2 separate regions of the Homo sapiens genome follow, and region 1 is linked to region 2. A link is an interaction called in ENCODE POLR2A ChIA-PET data of the cell type or tissue named here. Cell type or tissue: HepG2. All regions are shown on one strand. Each heading gives the region's core, and the rest is flanking DNA. Links, peaks and the distances in the headings are about the cores only. Region 1 holds the start of EVA1A-AS (EVA1A antisense RNA). Region 2 has its middle 41 kb from the start of MRPL19.

The links. ChIA-PET counts read pairs that join two places held together with the same protein. Peaks named below come from ENCODE experiments on the same cell type or tissue, not always from the same donor. Only the 100,000 strongest peaks of a DNase experiment are listed, where the experiment ranks them.
Region 1: POLR2A ChIA-PET joins it to region 2 with 9 read pairs; 3 of 35 experiments call an interaction of 5 or more read pairs at or near these places.

The regions. Positions count from the first base shown.
Region 1 is chr2:75,522,137-75,525,046 of GRCh38, forward strand. EVA1A (eva-1 homolog A, regulator of programmed cell death) reads right to left here. Exons shown (of 4, transcript NM_001135032.2): 2 at 229-351. It overlaps EVA1A-AS (EVA1A antisense RNA), which reads left to right and starts at 1,932. Exons shown (of 3, transcript NR_110281.1): 1 at 1,932-2,015. RefSeq lists an enhancer at 936-2,135. In HepG2, for the core only: no CTCF peak of the experiment used is centred there; DNase peaks (open chromatin) are centred at 615 and 1,635; H3K4me3 peaks cover 866 bases.
Region 2 is chr2:75,604,692-75,607,601 of GRCh38, forward strand. No RefSeq gene overlaps it. Among named protein-coding and RNA genes, the nearest start is that of MRPL19, 41 kb to the right of the region's middle. In HepG2, for the core only: a CTCF peak has its summit at 1,693; a DNase peak (open chromatin) is centred at 1,650.

The sequences.
Region 1 (2,910 bases), core at 294-2,793, 82 kb before region 2:
TGTATTTGTGTAAAATTTAATAAAAAATTCATGATTTAAGCAAAGGAAAGACCTATTGCAGTGAAGCCCCCTATTAATCTTCCAAATGCCTTTCTTTGGCTATCAAAGTGTCCAAATATTCTTCTAATATTGTGCCTATGATATTGCAATTGGAACTGAGTGTCCCCTGGTATGTCACCCCCATACATAGTGTTCAGGGGGTAATAATCTCATTATCCCTTTAGCTACCTGGGGAGAGGTGGGGTGTCAGGAGCAGAGAAGTTTCTGGTAAGAACAGTTCATCTCTGATGATGTTGGCATCAGCCAGTAGAGGTTCTAAAACTTGTTTGGCCCCAGTTGGCTTCTCAGACTCTGAAAGAAAAAAGAAGCAGCACAAAAACCATCATATACCCAGGAGATCACATCATACCTTAGACCTGGTATGTGTGTGAACCCAGCAGAGAAGCTTTGGTGGCTAGTGTCTGGATCCTTGGAAGGATGAATAGCATCCCCAGAGAGGAGAAAGCCCATTGACAGAGTGTAATCTGGAATTTGAACTAGACAGCCAGATAAACCAGTCTCCCAGGGTCATACCAGAAAGGATGCAAGAGGTAAAAGATCAAAGAAACATGCTTCCTCTCTGCTCCTGTCAGCCAAAATCCACAAAACAGCTAGTGTGGGATGTCCCAATCTGGCCCCTCATCAGTGAAGTTTGCAGGCCAGCCTCTCTGGAACAGGAAGGGAGGGAATTCTGTTTCCTTCTAGCAATGCCCAGATGGGCCATGAAATGAAGTCTCACACAGCTCTGTAGGAACTAGAATCCTGGAAATGCTGATATGTAGATTCCGACACCCTATGCCTTCCTTGCTAAAGTGTCAAGGCCTCTGCTAGGCCCAGGTAGGAAATCTCCTCTCTGTGTCTAGCTTCACTTAGAAGCTTGCAGGAAGAATGAAATCAGTCATGGAGCTCTGAGCATTGAGCTGTCCCCACTTCACGTGTGCACACTCATTCATTCGTCATCATCACACCCTTCCAACTACTGTGGCTTCCGACTTCTGCTTATTGATTACTTTATAGAGACACATCTCAGCTATTTCTTCCCCAAAATGGATTGGTGTCACTATCCTACGTTAATTTTACAGGTCAAGAAAATAAGGGCAAGAAAGAAAAGGAAACTGGAAGCATGGGATGGGTAACTGTCTACAGACTCATGTACCAAAGTGCAGAAGTAGGTCTTTGAGGCCCATTGACCTTCCACTCTACACTGGTGAAAACTATCAGGCACTGACCCTAGGACAGTCACAGGGAGTCTGAAGAGCAAAAGCTCAAATGGAAAAACAGTCCTTATATCACCGGCTGGGGAGAGGATACACATGGCCCCAGAGAAATAACTGAGCTGAGAGAAACCCCGATTTTCTTTGTAGCACTGATAAGCACCTGGGGATGATACATCTAACATGCCAGCCTGCCAGCCACTTGGCTTCCACTGCCCCATCAACCTTCCCCTCCCAACCATCACAGTGAATCATTTCCAGAGATGTATCCTGGACCTTGTCATCACCTGGAAAGGTTTTACCTCTGAATACTGGGTTGTGAACTCCGTAAGGGCAGGGACCATGCCTTAATTCTTATCTTTGTTCTCAGAGTTTCCCACAATAAGTGCATAGAGCTAATGCTCAGGGACTGTTTGCTGGATGAATGACTCACACTGAGAAATCTCACTCTCCAATCGGAACCTCTATCTTACCTCTCTGATGTGGTTTGGCTGTGTCCCCACTGAAATCTCATCTTGTAATATAGTTCCTATAATCCCCAACTGTTGTAGGAGGGACCCAGCTGGGGGGTAATTGAATCATGGGGCAGTTACCCCCATGCTTCTGTTCTCCTAATAGTGGGTGAGTTCTCATGAGATCTGATGGTTTTATAAGGGGCATTTCCCCCTTTTGCTCAGTACTTCTTGATGCTGCCACGTGAAGAAGGACATGTTTGCTTCCCCTTCCACCATGATCCTAAGGCCTCCCCAGCCATACAGAACTGTGAGTCAATTAAACCTCTTTCCTTTATAAATTACCCAGTCACGGGTATATCTTTATTAGCAGCTAGAATCTGCTTTATTAGCTGAGTATATCTTTATTAGCTGAGAATACTGCTATGCACTCTCCATACCTGAATCAAAGTAAACGTGCTCCCCAAGCTCTCTGAGGCTTCTATCTTCTCATCCCCTCCCTGCTCACTCAGTTTATCACTGTCATCCTAGATTCATCTTTTCTCTGCACAGCCTGGCTACTACAACTACACTACATGCTGCTCTCACCAGGACCCTTCTGCTGCCCTCTCCTCAACCTCACGCCTAACTCCCAAAGCACTCCAACCCTCACCTGCTTGCTCTCCTCCCTACAGGCTAGTGCTTCTGAAAAAATATAATCATTCATATTTGCAGCATTGCAAATGCTGAGTTTACAAAATCAATGGAGGCCCCCAGTGCTGCTAGGAAAGCTTACATGTATGTCCCTGACATCTTACTTTCTCACTTTCTCATTCTTCAATCTTCTCATTCCATCTTCTCAGCTTTCCAGAGAAATAGAGGGCACCCTACATGAACTCTAACTTTCCTCCCTTCCATCTCATTCTGACCTTCCTTCCTTCTGTCTCTAAGGAATTTTCACCTGTGCTTTCAAATTATTTCCTCCTTCTTCCTACAGGACATGGTTCCATTAATGAATGATTCTTCTTTGACTTTCCCTTTTCTGGCTGATCTCCATCTCTCTATATAAATAGGTAGGCAGATAGATGGATTGATAGATAGACAGGTAGGTAGATAAATAGATAATATGTATATAGAGTGATTACATATATATGTATAATTCTCTTTCTCAAAATTTTAGTCTTTCATTTTCTCCTCACCTTCTTGCCCCATATACAAAATGCATA
Region 2 (2,910 bases), core at 105-2,604:
GCCCTCGCTCACAGTCTCACATTCTCATTCCTGCACACTAAACGACTCAAAAGTCCTCCGGAGCTCTGGACCTTGATAGCTATTCTCCCCTTTCTTCAAAGTCCCAGGGTCTTCTCACCCAGATCCCAGGGGCCTTTCTGCCCCCTGCCATCCTCTGACAACTCTGTCCCAGGCTAAAAATAGCTGCCCGCTTGGGGCTTTCTTCTCCTTTAGGCTCCTGCTATCTCCAAGCACAATGGGGTAGAGGACCAAATCTGTGCACCCTGATAACTGCTCTTCTACGTTTCTGCAGCTGCTTATGAGACATCCATGTGCCAGACTCCTCTCTAGCCCAAACTCTCCTTCTAGTAGTTGTTTCCCTGCTTGTAGACTACCCTTTGGTTCTCCCTAGGACACCACTCCTGATCCTCCTTGAGATGGACTCAGCCCTGACCTCCTCCTCATAGGTACTGCTGATGGCTGGAGGAGAAGGATAACGTCAGAATCATGGTGCTATGGGTTGAATTGTATACCCCTAAAATTCATACATTGAAATCTAACTCCCAGTGCTGCAGAATATGATCTTATTTGGAGATAGAGTCATTTCAGATTGAATTAGTTAAGATAAAGTCGTGGTGGGGTGTGGTTAACCAATATGACTGGTATTCTTATATAAAGGTGAAATTTGAACATGGAGACATCCACACAGGGGGAACACCATATGAAGATGCAGGCAGAGATTAGGGTGACACTTCTAAAAGCCAAAGAATGCCAAAGATTGCCAACAAACCACCAGAAGCTAAGGGAGAAGCAGGGAACAGCTTCTCTTGCATAGCGCTGAAAAGGAACCAACCCTACTGCTACCTTGATCTTGGACTTCTAGCCTCCAGAACTGTGAGAAAATAAATTTCTGTTGTTTAAGCCACACAGTCTGTAGTACTTTGTTGCAGCAGCTCTAGGGAGCCAATACACACAGCAACCCAATGCAGATGAAGGTGGGCTGCCTTCCCCCACCTGAGCCCTTCTCTCTGTTTTTTGCTGGGGTCACGTAGGGAGTCAGATCACAACAAGCTTCAAAATGTGTTTTTGGTTAATAATACTGGCCCCAGACTCTTGCCTGGTATGAAGGTTTAGCAGAGAAACTCAGGCTCCCATTGCCACCCACAGCCTGGTCCCCAGGCAGAAGCAAGCCGTGGGCTCTGCCTTGCCAGTTGGGAGCATCGTATCCAAGCTTTGGTGCTTCAGCAGTAAACAAGCAGTTAGCAACTGCTCTGCAAGCTATCCAAGCGTGACATGCTGAGGTTTCTATGACTTATCCTCTAGTGCCTCCCCCACTGTCTGTCATTCCCACCACACAGGAATCCTGACTCTTCTGACCTGTGGGCATTCATTAGGACTGTGGCCAGTTGTTCCTCCTGATGCCCTAGTGCCTAGCTCAGTGTCTGACCCACAGTAAATGCTCAATCTTTATTTACTGGATGGGTGGATAGATGGACAAAGGTACAGGAGACTCTTTGGACTAAGCTTTCTCCAGTATGTGATTCAACCTAGCAGAAGAGAGGGCGTTACCAAGAGGAGCTTCTAGGAACTGAGTCAGTCATTGAGTTGCTGCAGGCATGCATTCTTGCCATGTGGACCCTGGATTCTTTCTCATTCTTTCTGGGCTAAAGGTTGGCTTCCAAGTTCCTTTCCACTAGTGCGCCCTCCTGGCGGCTCTTTACAGCCAACTTCACACAAAGGAGGTTTAAACAGCATCTGGCAAGTCTCCCTGGAATTCACAACCAGCTTGCTCCACCCCAAAAATCTACCAAATACTTCAGACAGAACTCAGAGTGGAGGCCCTGCATTTAAAAATGGATCTCTTTTCCTGAGGCATCCACACCTCCTTCTTTTTAGAAAGCACAAGCTCATATTGAAACAGCCATCCCAGAAAAATGTGTGGAGGGGAAAAACAAAACAAAGCAGAACAAACTACAAAACAACAACCACAAAAATATTTGGAGGTCTCCCTGTCCTTGTGTTCCAGAAAGTTCGATATATGGGGATTGCAGTGGGAAGAGCAGTTGCCAGCATTGTGGAGAGACTTCTAGAGACACAGGGGACTTGAGAGTGGGAAATGGCAAGAAAAGTGCCCTGAGCCCCGGCCCAACTTGGCTCTTAAAGAGAACCCCACCATTCATTAACTGGCCCTAAAACCTGCTAAGTGAAAAAGTAAAATAAATGAGCTCATTAAATCCGGAAGGAGGGAAGACCTGGAGGCTTAACCAAGGAAATTCCCAACACCCACTTAGAAAAACAAGGGGGTTTTAGGCTCAGTTAGATTCATGGCCAGGAGTGGGGGCTGGCCCCCAAACAAGGAGGTTGAGTCATGCTGAACCACCATGCAGAGCTCGGCCATTTCCAGCTCTGCAAACAGGAGCCTGGATAGGGAGCTGCTGCTGCTTGTAGTGTGGCGGGGATGGTCAGTGTGGTTTACCAACTCAAGTGGTCCACATCCTTAGTCAAACTCATGGGGAAATCAGTTGAGAAATATAGTGGGAAGTTCCAGGAGCATGCAAAGTTCTTGAGAGAATTATGACTTCAACCCAGACTGCGGTAACTGCCTGTAACAAATACAGCCTGAGATTCGGCTTAATAAAGACTGTTCATCATGTACCATCCATTCCTCCCCGATTTATCACTCACTTCCTGAGGACCATCTATGTGCTGGCGCCATGCTAGATGCTGCCCTTTCAGGCCTAACTTGTTAGTATTGCTCCCATCGACCAGTCCAAGTTCCTATTCATGGTCCCTGCTTCACCCATGACCATAGCCCTCTTTGGTTGTGGGGTTCTGCAGATTCCCTTCAGATCTCCTTGTTCTTGAATGAGTGGAACTCTGATGATTCCTGGCATCTGCTCTCGTCTTGGGTAAAAGATTCCCCTCCAGGTG